2 separate regions of the Homo sapiens genome follow, and region 1 is linked to region 2. A link is a contact called in ENCODE Hi-C or POLR2A ChIA-PET data. All regions are on one chromosome and are shown on one strand. Each heading gives the region's core, a stretch centred on a gene start or an enhancer-like site at or near the end of the contact. The rest is flanking DNA. Distances are from core to core; before and after follow the strand shown.

Evidence for each region. Hi-C counts contacts between places; a loop is a spot of excess contacts on that map. ChIA-PET counts read pairs that join two places held with the same protein, here RNA polymerase II (POLR2A). Pooled maps may share reads with other maps.
Region 1: POLR2A ChIA-PET joins it to region 2 with 12 read pairs in activated CD4-positive, alpha-beta T cell. The contact joins the enhancer-like site here to the promoter of LRRC23 in region 2. A Hi-C loop is called at or near these places in 5 of 50 pooled maps. POLR2A ChIA-PET finds 5 or more read pairs at or near these places in 4 of 52 experiments (T-cell, activated B cell and activated CD4-positive, alpha-beta T cell).

What each region holds. Positions count from the first base shown.
Region 1 is chr12:7,924,654-7,929,748 of GRCh38, forward strand. SLC2A3 (solute carrier family 2 member 3) reads right to left here. Exons shown (of 10, transcript NM_006931.3): 6 at 5,031-5,095; 7 at 1,191-1,295. Among named protein-coding and RNA genes, the nearest start is that of SLC2A3, 9.0 kb to the right of the region's middle. Within about 2 kb of position 3,846, at least 2 of the 41 ENCODE cell types and tissues checked have a DNase peak (open chromatin) inside an H3K27ac peak, as active enhancers do.
Region 2 is chr12:6,900,946-6,906,071 of GRCh38, forward strand. LRRC23 (leucine rich repeat containing 23) reads left to right here and starts at 3,877. Exons shown (of 8, transcript NM_001135217.2): 1 at 3,877-4,130; 2 at 4,640-4,814; 3 at 4,900-5,009. The coding sequence starts at 4,689.

The sequences.
Region 1 (5,095 bases), core at 2,596-5,095, 1.0 Mb after region 2:
TGTGTGCCATTCACAGGTCCTGGCTCAAAATCCCCATAGCCCTTGGTAGAGTCTTTTGTCATAATGTTGGGATGCTTCAGGCCTCAGGAGCAGGCCTCAGATAACAGAATTCTTCTCTGACTTTCTCCTGCCCTCCCACTTGGCAGGACGCTAATCTGACTGTGGGTCATAAAACCCTCATTTCAGAGAGGGTCCTGCCCCACACCCTAGAGGAAGAAACGCTACAGAGAGGCCAACAAATCATCTAAGCAGACAGGCCCAGCTGGGTTCAGATCATTCCCTTTTTGTCCAATCACAGGTCAGAACAGTTGTCCATGCTTCAATCATGGAGAACCAATTAAGTCTGCATAAAAGGCCCAAAAGGCAGGGTATGGGGAGCTTCCAGATATCTGAACCCGTGGAAGCTGACAGGAAGGTCAGCAACAACTCATCTATGTGCTAGGAGTGCACCCCAACCCCACAGAGACAGAAGCTCCCATGCTCAGGATCCCTCCAGACCTCGCCCCGTGAATCTCTTCATCTGGTTGTGTATTTCTGTGCTTTAAAATATCCTTTAAATCAAACTAGGAAACAATTTTCCTGAGTTTTGTGAGCCACTGTAGCAAATTAATCAAACCCAAAGAGGATGTCGTGGGAATCCTGATCTACAGCTGGTGAGTCAGAAGCACAGGTAAAACAACCTGGAGCTTGTGACTGGCATCAGGAGTGGGGGGCAGTCTTGGGAACTGGGCCACCAACCTGTGAGATCTGATGCTATCTCCAGGTAGACAGTGTCATAATTAAAAAATCGCAGGACACCTAGATGGTGTCCACTACGGAACTGATTGCACACCTCACGGGGAAAAATTCTCACATATTCTGGGGATCACAGATAACTTCTGTTGATTATTGTTGTTTTAGTGTAAAAACAGTGGAGTAACAGAGCTTGAGAGTTTTTCCAAGCACCTTTCCTCCAATTCCAAGTTCAAAGCATACTATATAGTCCCTTCTATACTCCCTCCTTTCCCATCCATCCCATATTTGCTTGAAGAGTGAAGACTACATCCAACATTAAATTTATCTCTTTTTCCCAAAGGAAAATTAAGCAACAAAAAGGTAACTAAATGATGGTAGGGTCATGCAATCCATCTTTGAACATCTGTAGCAAGGATTCTTTTCTCCCCTCAAAATTACCAAACCATCCAACTTACAGAAACTACAGTGAAGATAGTATTAACCACACCCGCGCCGATGGTGGCATAGATGGGCTCTTGAACACCTGCATCCTTGAAGATTCCTGTTGAGTAATAGAACACCTAGGAGAAAAGAAAACATGCAGCTTTGATGCAATTCTGCACACCAGTTACACAGAACCCTCAAAAATAAACTTAAAAGTCCCAGTGGGTAAGAAGTCCTTTTTCTAGGTTTTCGTTCAATACTAATATCCCTTCTGCAAATGAATTATCTTCTGTATCTTATCTCCTAGTCTGGATCTGTCACCCAGGCAGGAGTGCAGTGGCACAATCTCAGCTCACTGCTACCTCCACCTCCCAGATTCAAGCGATTCTCCTGCCTCAGCCTCCTGAGTAGCTGGACTACAGGTGCCTGCAACCACACGCAGCTAATTTTTGTAGTTTAAGTAGAGATGGGTTTTCACCTTGTTGGCCAGGCTGGTCTCGTACTCCTGACCTCAAGTGACCTGCTCGCCTTGGCCTCCCAAAGTGCTAGGATTACAGGCATGAGCCACCGCACCTGGCCCTCCTTTCTCTCTCTAAATGTTCTTAATTCTAGCTACTCATTTACATTGTTTCTTCTAAAAATGCTTATTCCCACTGTTCCATTTCCTCTTGCTTATGTCCACTTCACTAACTTACATAAAGGTGTAATTCCTACTAACTGGTTTCTTTTTTATAAGTTGAGACAGCAACTCACTGTTGCCCAGGCTGGTCCTAAACTCTTGGTCTCAAGTGATCCTCCTGCCTCTCAGCCTCCCAAGTTGCTGGGATTATAGGCATGTGCCATCAGGCCCAGCTAAATGCTTTTTTAATTGGCTCTTCCCCAAACTCTCAAAACATTGATAGGGACATCGATGTCTCAATTTGATAGTGAACTAATTGAATAACCTTATCCTGCTCATTGAATAAGCAGAGGTTGGGCTGTATTTCCTAGGCCTAGGCCCTTTTGAAGTGTTTTATGAAATAATACCAGCTACTAATGCAATTTAATATATATTAAATAAATTATTATGTTGTTTGCTAGGCACTGTGCTAAAATCTAAAGTTGCTATAACTACCATAGTTAAGAGATATTAAAATACTGGACTCAGACCTCAAGTTAACAAGGGAACATTATCTAGGTTACCGAGGTTCACTTCAGTTTATTTCACCCAGAGTATTTGCCTCCATAGCAATATTTATTAGTCTTTTTTATGAATATGGACCTCTACATTGGGATTTACCTTCTCACGAAACAACTCTTTAAATCCCTAGTACGTAAGATGTAAACTATGTATATTCATATTTTCTAAAATAAGATAATTGTGTTTTGAAACTGAGATTTGTAGAGTCATTATTGAAAAACCTGCTGCTCTAGGGCTAATTAACACTGTTAAGAAATCTCAACATATTATATGATGGCGTCAAGCTTGTGGGGAAATATATTAGGCTAGTGCAAAAGTAATTACTTGAGCAGTTTAAACAAGCAATAAATAGGTATGCCAATTCTTTTCCTTAACATAATGTCTACACGTCAAAAACCTAATGTACATGTACTCATCTCAATAAAATTTCTCATAGTAAAATGACTTTGCTATCTAGTGTCACCAAGCAAGGTAACCCCTACATCATCTCACCTAAATAGTTTACTCTGCTAGGTAAACATGATACAATGCAACCTCTTACCCATCTGCCCATAAGGGAAATTAGAAATCATCATTTGTGCAAAGTAGGTTGGAAAAGTGATTTCCAAGCCTGCTGTGCATCAGATTTATTTTTTTACAGACAACTTTCAGGTCTCTTACACAGAGATTCTCAAATTCAGCTGACTCAGGAATCCCAACCCCCATAATTCTGATGCAGCCAGCTTTGGGTGAGATTATACCTAGCGCAAAATCTACTCATTGACTAAATTGGGAGCCAGCTTAGTCCAACAATAATTAATGTACATGCCGGGCGAGGTGGGTCACACCTGTAAGGCCGGCACTTTAGGAGAGAGAGCTGAGGTGGGTGGATCACCTGAGGTCAGGAGTTTGAGACCAGCCTGGCCAACATGGTGATATCCCTCTATTCTCTACTAAAAATACGAAAAAATAAGCAAGGTATGGTGGTGGGCACCTGTAATCTGGGCTGTAATCCCACCTGTAATCTCGGGAGTCTGAGGCAGGAGAATCATTTGAACCCAGGAGATGGAGGTTGTGGTGAGCTGAGATTGCGCCACAGCACTCCAGCCTGGGTGACAGAACAAGACTTCACCTCAAAAAAAGGATGGGCCAGGCGCAGTGGCTCACGCCTATAATCCCAGCATTTAGGAAGGCCGTGGCAGGCGGATCATGAGGTCAAGAGATCGAGACCATCCTGGCCAACATGGTGAAACCTGTTCTCTACTAAAAATACAAAAATTAGCCAGGCATGGTGGCACACGCCTGTAGTCCCAGCTACTCGGGAGGCTGAGGCAGGAGAATCGCTTGAACCCAGGAGGTGGAGGTTGCAGTGAGCCGAGATCGTGCCACTGTACTCCAGCCTGGGCGATCGAGTGAGACTCTGTTTCAAAAAAAAAAAGAATGTACACACCATACTCTGAAATGGCAGGAGTCTGTCCCTCAGACTGCTCACGGATCACTTGTCATTTCTCACAGGTGATCTTTTACTGATCCTGTTTTGCAGGGCCTGGACTGTGGTGAGGCAGCTAGGGAGTTGCCTCAGGTGCATTCTTTCATTCTTTCTTTTTTCTTTTTTTAAACAGGCACAGAACTAACGCAAGGTACATTCTTTAAAGAGGTGCTCATTCTCAGGGCTACACTTGCACGTAGCTGCCTCACCTGCCTAGTCCCAGCTCTGCTGCTCTGGAAAGTCTCGGGAGCACATTTTTCTCCAGTAATACGTGTGGCCTACATTATCATTTCCAAATGAAGAAATTTGAGACTGGGATTCATCAAAATCACCTAGGAGGCTTTTTCTAACTACTGTGTATTTCCTCCCAAGTTTTTTTTTTAAAGACAGGGTCATACTATATTTCCCAGGCTTGACTCCTGGGCCTAAGTGATATTCCCACCTCAGCCTCCCGAGTAGTAGCTGGGACTACAGGCATGAGCAGCCACCACACTTGGCTCCTCATAGATTCTGACATAACAGCCTCTAACCCCTCATAAGAAGCACTGCCACTTCAAATACAAATATCCTGGTGTGCTAGGTAGGAGAAAAGTTCCAAGAACCAACTTACTATTTTGAGCATCAAAATGCTCAAAATAGTAAGTTTTGCAAAATGCTTTGTTACAAAATAATTTAATCCCATTGATCAAAGACTATCTGAAAACCCTTAGGGGATGAATCAGTATTTAAAAAGGTGGGACAAGGGTGCTCTTAATATCCATATTGACTAGAAGGCACAGGAATACTCTCTTCCTACAATCCACAGTCAAATGCAGGAAGCTGATATTTGCATGGAATACAAGGGCTACCTGCCAAATGCTAGCTTCCGTTGTGCCGCCCTCTTTAAACTATCATCTATCATGCCCTCTTTAAACTACCATGCTCGCTATACTAGTTGTAAAAACAGACTGGTAAAGTCAGTTCACTCTGAAGTTGCCAGTGTCCTTCCAGGGTCTTTTTTTTTTTTCCTTTTTTTAAATTTCAGAGACACAGTCTCACTCTGTCTCCCAGGCTGGAATGCAGTGGCATAATTATAGCTCACTGCAACCTGAAACTCCTGAGCTCAAGTGATCCTCTTACCTCAGCCTCCTGAGTAGCTGGGACTACAGAGGCACACCGCCACCATGCCCGGCATTTTAAGTGAAATACTTTAAGACACGTTTGACCCTAAAGTATCACACTCACAGCATTGATCCCAGAGAGCTGCTGAGAGAGCTGGAGCACAATGGAAATGATGATGGGCTGTCGGT
Region 2 (5,126 bases), core at 2,627-5,126:
GGGAGGGGACCAATCAAAATGAAGAGAGTAGGCCTGCTATCAGTCTGACTGGTTGTGAGAGGGGACCAATCAGACGTACTTTCATTTTTCAAATGCCATACAGAGAAAGGAGGGTTTGAAAAGGGAGTACTCTCTGATATTCAGTCAGCATGATTCGGCCTTAGATTCCCTGCCTCCGGACCCTATTCTCCTGCCTCTCAGCCTGGACAATGTAGTGAGACTCTGTCTCTAGAAAAACACAAGAAAGTTCCGGGCGCGGTGGCTCACGCCTGTAATCCCAGCACTTTGGGAGGCCGAGGAGGGCAGATCACGAGGTCAGGAGATCGAGACGATCCTGGCTAACACAGTGAAACCCCGTCTCTACTAAAAATACAAAAAATTAGCCAGGTGTGGTGGTGGGCGCCTGTAGTCCCAGCTACTCTGGAGGCTGAGGCAGGAGAATGGCGTGAACCCGGGAGGTAGAGCTTGCAGTGAGCCGAGATCACGCCACTGCACTCCAGCCTGGGAGAGAGAGCCAGACTCCATCTCAAAAAAAAAAAAAACAACACCAAAAAAAAAAAAAAAAAAAGGAAAAACGCAAGAAAGAAAGGAAAGTGGTAGTATATCCACATAATGGAAGACTAGACAACTATGAGAAAAAGAGGTAGATTTATGCTTAGTGACATGAAAGAAGCCCAAGACATATTAGAATTGAATAATTAGAAGAAAAAAACCCTAAACTAATCTAAAAATCTTTTTTTCTTTTTTTTTGAGACCGAGTCTCACTCTGTTGCCCAGGCTGGAGTGCAGTGGTGCGATGTCAGCACACTGCAATCTCCGCCTCCCAGGTTCAAGCGATTCTCCTGCCTCCGCCTCCGGAGTAGCTGGGATAACAAACGCCCGCCACCACGCCCGGCGAATTTTTGTATTTTCAGTAGAGACAGGGTTTCGCCATGTTGGCCAGGCTGGTGTTAAACTCCTGACCTCAGGTGATCCGCCCACCTTGGCCTCCCAGAGTGCTGAGATGATAGGTGTGAGCCAAAGCGCCTGGCTTTTTTTTTTTTTTAGACAGAGTCTCGATCTGTTGCCCAGGCTGGAGTGCAGTAGCGTGATCTCGGCTCACTGCAACCTCTGCCTCCCGGGTTCAAGTGATTCTCGTGTCTCAGCCTCCCAAGTAGCTGAAACTACAGGCACAAGCCACAACGCCTGGCTAATTTTTTTTCTTTTTTTGAGACGGAGTTTCACTCTTGTTGCCCAGGCTGGAGTGCAGTGGCGCGATCTCAGCTCACTGCAACCTAGGCCTCCTGTATTAAAGCGATTCTGCTGTCTCAGCCTCCCGAGTAGCTGGGATTACAGGTGCGAGCCACCACCCCAGCTAATTTTTTGTATGTAGAGACGGGGTTTCACCATATTGGCCAGACTGGTCTCAAACTCCTGACCTCAGGTGATCCACCCGCCTAGGCCTCCCAAAATGCTGGGATTACAGGCGTGAGCCACCACGCCCAGCCTAAATATTACTTTTATAATTGAAAGAGACTCTATCTAGACCAGCCGATGGGGGAAAAATATCAAGGATGTTGTGGAGTATCTAGCTCTCATTACACAGTGTAACTTCAGTCCTTGCCAACTAAACACGAAATAAAACCTTCAATAGCTCCCCACAGCTTTCAGGATAAAGTCCAGATCCTTCAGTGTGATCCAAGTCTGTTTACTGCTTCTACCATATTCCAACCCCCGACTGCACCTACTGTTCCAGCCAGCAGAACCACCTGCTTTCTTTGCACAGGCATTGAGCTCTTTCTTCTCCAAGCATTACCACAGGTGATTCCTGCCTCTGAAATCTCTGCCCCGAATATATGATATCATGTATATGCATATACTATACAATGATCCCTAGCACTTAGTAAAAGCTCTATAAATGTTGGGTATGATTATTATAACATGTCTCATTATATTGAATTACTTGTGTACTTAATCTTGTCACTGAACTGTACACCTCTTGAAGATAAAAGATAAGGACTTCTGTGCTTTACTGTCCCGGAGCACAGGGACAGATTAAGTGCTTAACAAAAGCATGGCAGGGCGCAGTGGCTCATGCCTATAATCCCAGCACTTTGGAAGGCCGAGGCGGGCGGATTGCTTGAGCCCAGGAGTTTGAGACTAGCCTGGGCAACATAGCAAAACCTTGTCTCTACAAAAAATACAAAAAAATTAACTTGGCATGGTGGCGCACACCTGTAGTCCCAGGTACCCAGGAGGCTGAGACGGAAGGACTGCTTGAGCCCAGGAGGTGGACGTTGCAGTGAGCTATGATTGCTCCACCGCACTCCATCCTGGGCGACAGAGGGAAACTCTATTTCAAAACAAAAATAAAAACAAAATAACAAAAGTGTATGTTCAAGGACACCTTCCTAACCCTTACATCACAACTTTTCTTCCCATCTAATGTGTCTTCCTCTTTCTTCTTGGCCAAGGAAACTCATATCCATTTCTTTTGACTACATCAAACCACATGGATTTTTCCCTTCTCCACACTCCAACAATACAATAACTTTCATTTGTATAGCACATCTCACTCTTCAGAGTGTTCATATTTATTATTTCTTTTTCCTCACAGCAACCCCAGTACCAAGGACACAGGCCAGGGGTGGGGAGGAGCAGGAAAATGTTTACTAAGGGTCAACTAAGTGCAAGGCGATTTACCCACATTATCTCTTTTAATCCCTTAACAATCCTTACAGGTGGACGTTTTAATAATCCCCATTTCACGACTGTGGAAATTAGACCTCAGTAAGATTTCATAACCTGCTGAAGGACACACAGGTATTAAGTAGTAGAGATGGGTTTTGAAGCTGGTGTCTCTGACTTTAAAGTCCCTACTGGTTCCATGACACCAAGTAAACAGATTTGCCTATTAACCACATTCCTCCAAGCTGCCCTGGGCAGGAGGTAATATAATACTTCCTGATTTCTTGCCCACCACATCTTCCACCAGACCACTTTGCCGTTATATAAAGTCTGTGGGCACAATTTAACAATGAATCACATGCCATCTTACCTGGTTACCTCATTGTTTCATTTACATTAGATTCCACAACAAGATTGGTAACATCCCCCTTTCCCCAGGCAGGAATTGTGTCATCTTAACCTCCCTGAGCCTCAGTATCCTCTTCTTTCAAATGTCTATCTTACAGGACTGTTGCAGAGATTAAATATCAGTTGTAAAGATGTTTGACATAATGTCTCGCACAAACTCTCCAGAAATATTTATTGCATCTCAACATCTTTTTCATCTCCTTCAACATGTCAGACAGGCCTGAGTGCCTGGGTTTGGCTATGCCAGTTCCTGTTGATTACTGATATAACAACGTTGGATCAGGAGTATTTTAGTGGGCAGATGTTGAATTTTCTGCCTTCCACCCACTAAAAGGTTTGCATCAAACCAGTCCAGGATAACTCATACTGGATCCCTGTCAGTTGATATAGTTAAGCTAATTCTACAGATAACAAAGAGTCTTGGGTACGTTTAGCTAGCAAATGCAGATCTGCCAAGACTCCAACCCAGTTCTTAAGGTATCTGGGTCTGGACTCCTTCCGCTCCACCAAGCCACCTTCCAAAGGTCTACCTGAAAATAACTAATGAGCAGAAACTATAGGGGGAAGGGGAAAAGACCCCTTATCTTGGTGTTTCTTGCTTTTCCTCGCAGCCCCGCCCTTTTTGCTTCGAAGGACGAGTTTTTCCTGAATTCACAATACTTTTGCATTGAAGATGTCCGGTCCCTTTAAGGTCTTGGGTGACGTAATGACTAGCCCCGCCCCCTCTCTTCTCGCTTCTCAGCCCTGCCCACTTCTTTTTGTCCTCAGCCAATTAGCGGCCCAACGCCCCTTCCGCGCCTCATCCGGGTTCCCGGGACGGGAAAGTGGCGTGGTAACCAGGCAACTACTGATCAATCCCCTCCCCGGCTGATTTGCGCATCAGGTAGTCGCCGCTCTACTCTCAACGGTGGCGAGCTGCAGTTGCCAAGTGCCCCGTCCCCGTTGCCATAACAGCAGTACACAACCCCTCCTTCCCCTCGCCCGCTTGCTAAACAGTCCTTCCCTCTCGGGACCAAGGGCCTCTCCAGAACTGCTTCTGATTGAGCAGAAACAGGGTCTGAGCCCCTTTGCTAAGGCGAATTGAGTGGGAGGGTTGGAGACTGCGCTTTAGGCTGGTGTACCAGAGGGCCCAAGGAAATTGGCCCAGTGGGGAGGGAAAAGTAGAAGAAATGAATGGAGCAGGGATTACGGATGGCGCAATGGGAGCTGAGAGGAGAGGAGGAGGAATTGGTAGGGAAGATTGGAGAGCATGGCTTAAGGGGGAGGTGGGAAGAATGGGGGAGAGGGAAGCCCAGGAAATAGGGACACCCGGCTGCTGGAGGAGAGCTGGAGTCACTGTGAAGGACAGGAAAGGCCTGGGGGTGTGGGTGACATCCTGAAGGGAGGGGGTCCTCAGTGGAAAGTGTGAAGTGGGAGTTGAGAATCAAAATGAGATGTTCACAGGGATAAGGAAAGAAGCCTAGAGTTGGTGGGTCAGAAGTCATGGGGGTGATGGGAGTGGCACGTGTCAATGACGATGAAGGAGCTGAAGGCTGGCAGAAGCTGATGAGACCTTCTTTTTCAGGAGGAGGACTGAGCTTATCTGACTCCAGAGCTTTCAGGAGGGAAGAAAGATGTCAGATGAAGATGATCTAGAAGACTCTGAGCCAGACCAGGATGATTCTGAGAAAGAAGAGGACGAGAAGGAGACAGAGGAGGGGGAGGACTACAGAAAAGAGGGGGAAGAGTTCCCTGAGGAAGTGAGAGCCTGGACAAGGAGGGGTCCTAGGGCTGAAGGAGGGGGTTGGGCAGGGGAGAGACACCTTACTCCACTTCTACCTGCAGTGGCTGCCCACCCCCCTCACGGAGGACATGATGAAGGAAGGGCTTTCTCTGCTCTGTAAGACAGGCAATGGGCTGGCTCATGCTTATGTCAAGCTGGAGGTTAAAGAGAGGTGCGTTTTGGGGGGACCAGATGAGGACTGTGAGACTGTAGGGCCCCTATCTCCTTTCCCACTGTCATTCCTGGGTGTTCTGGTTGAGAGTTTGACTCTTCTCATGCCTAGTGGAAA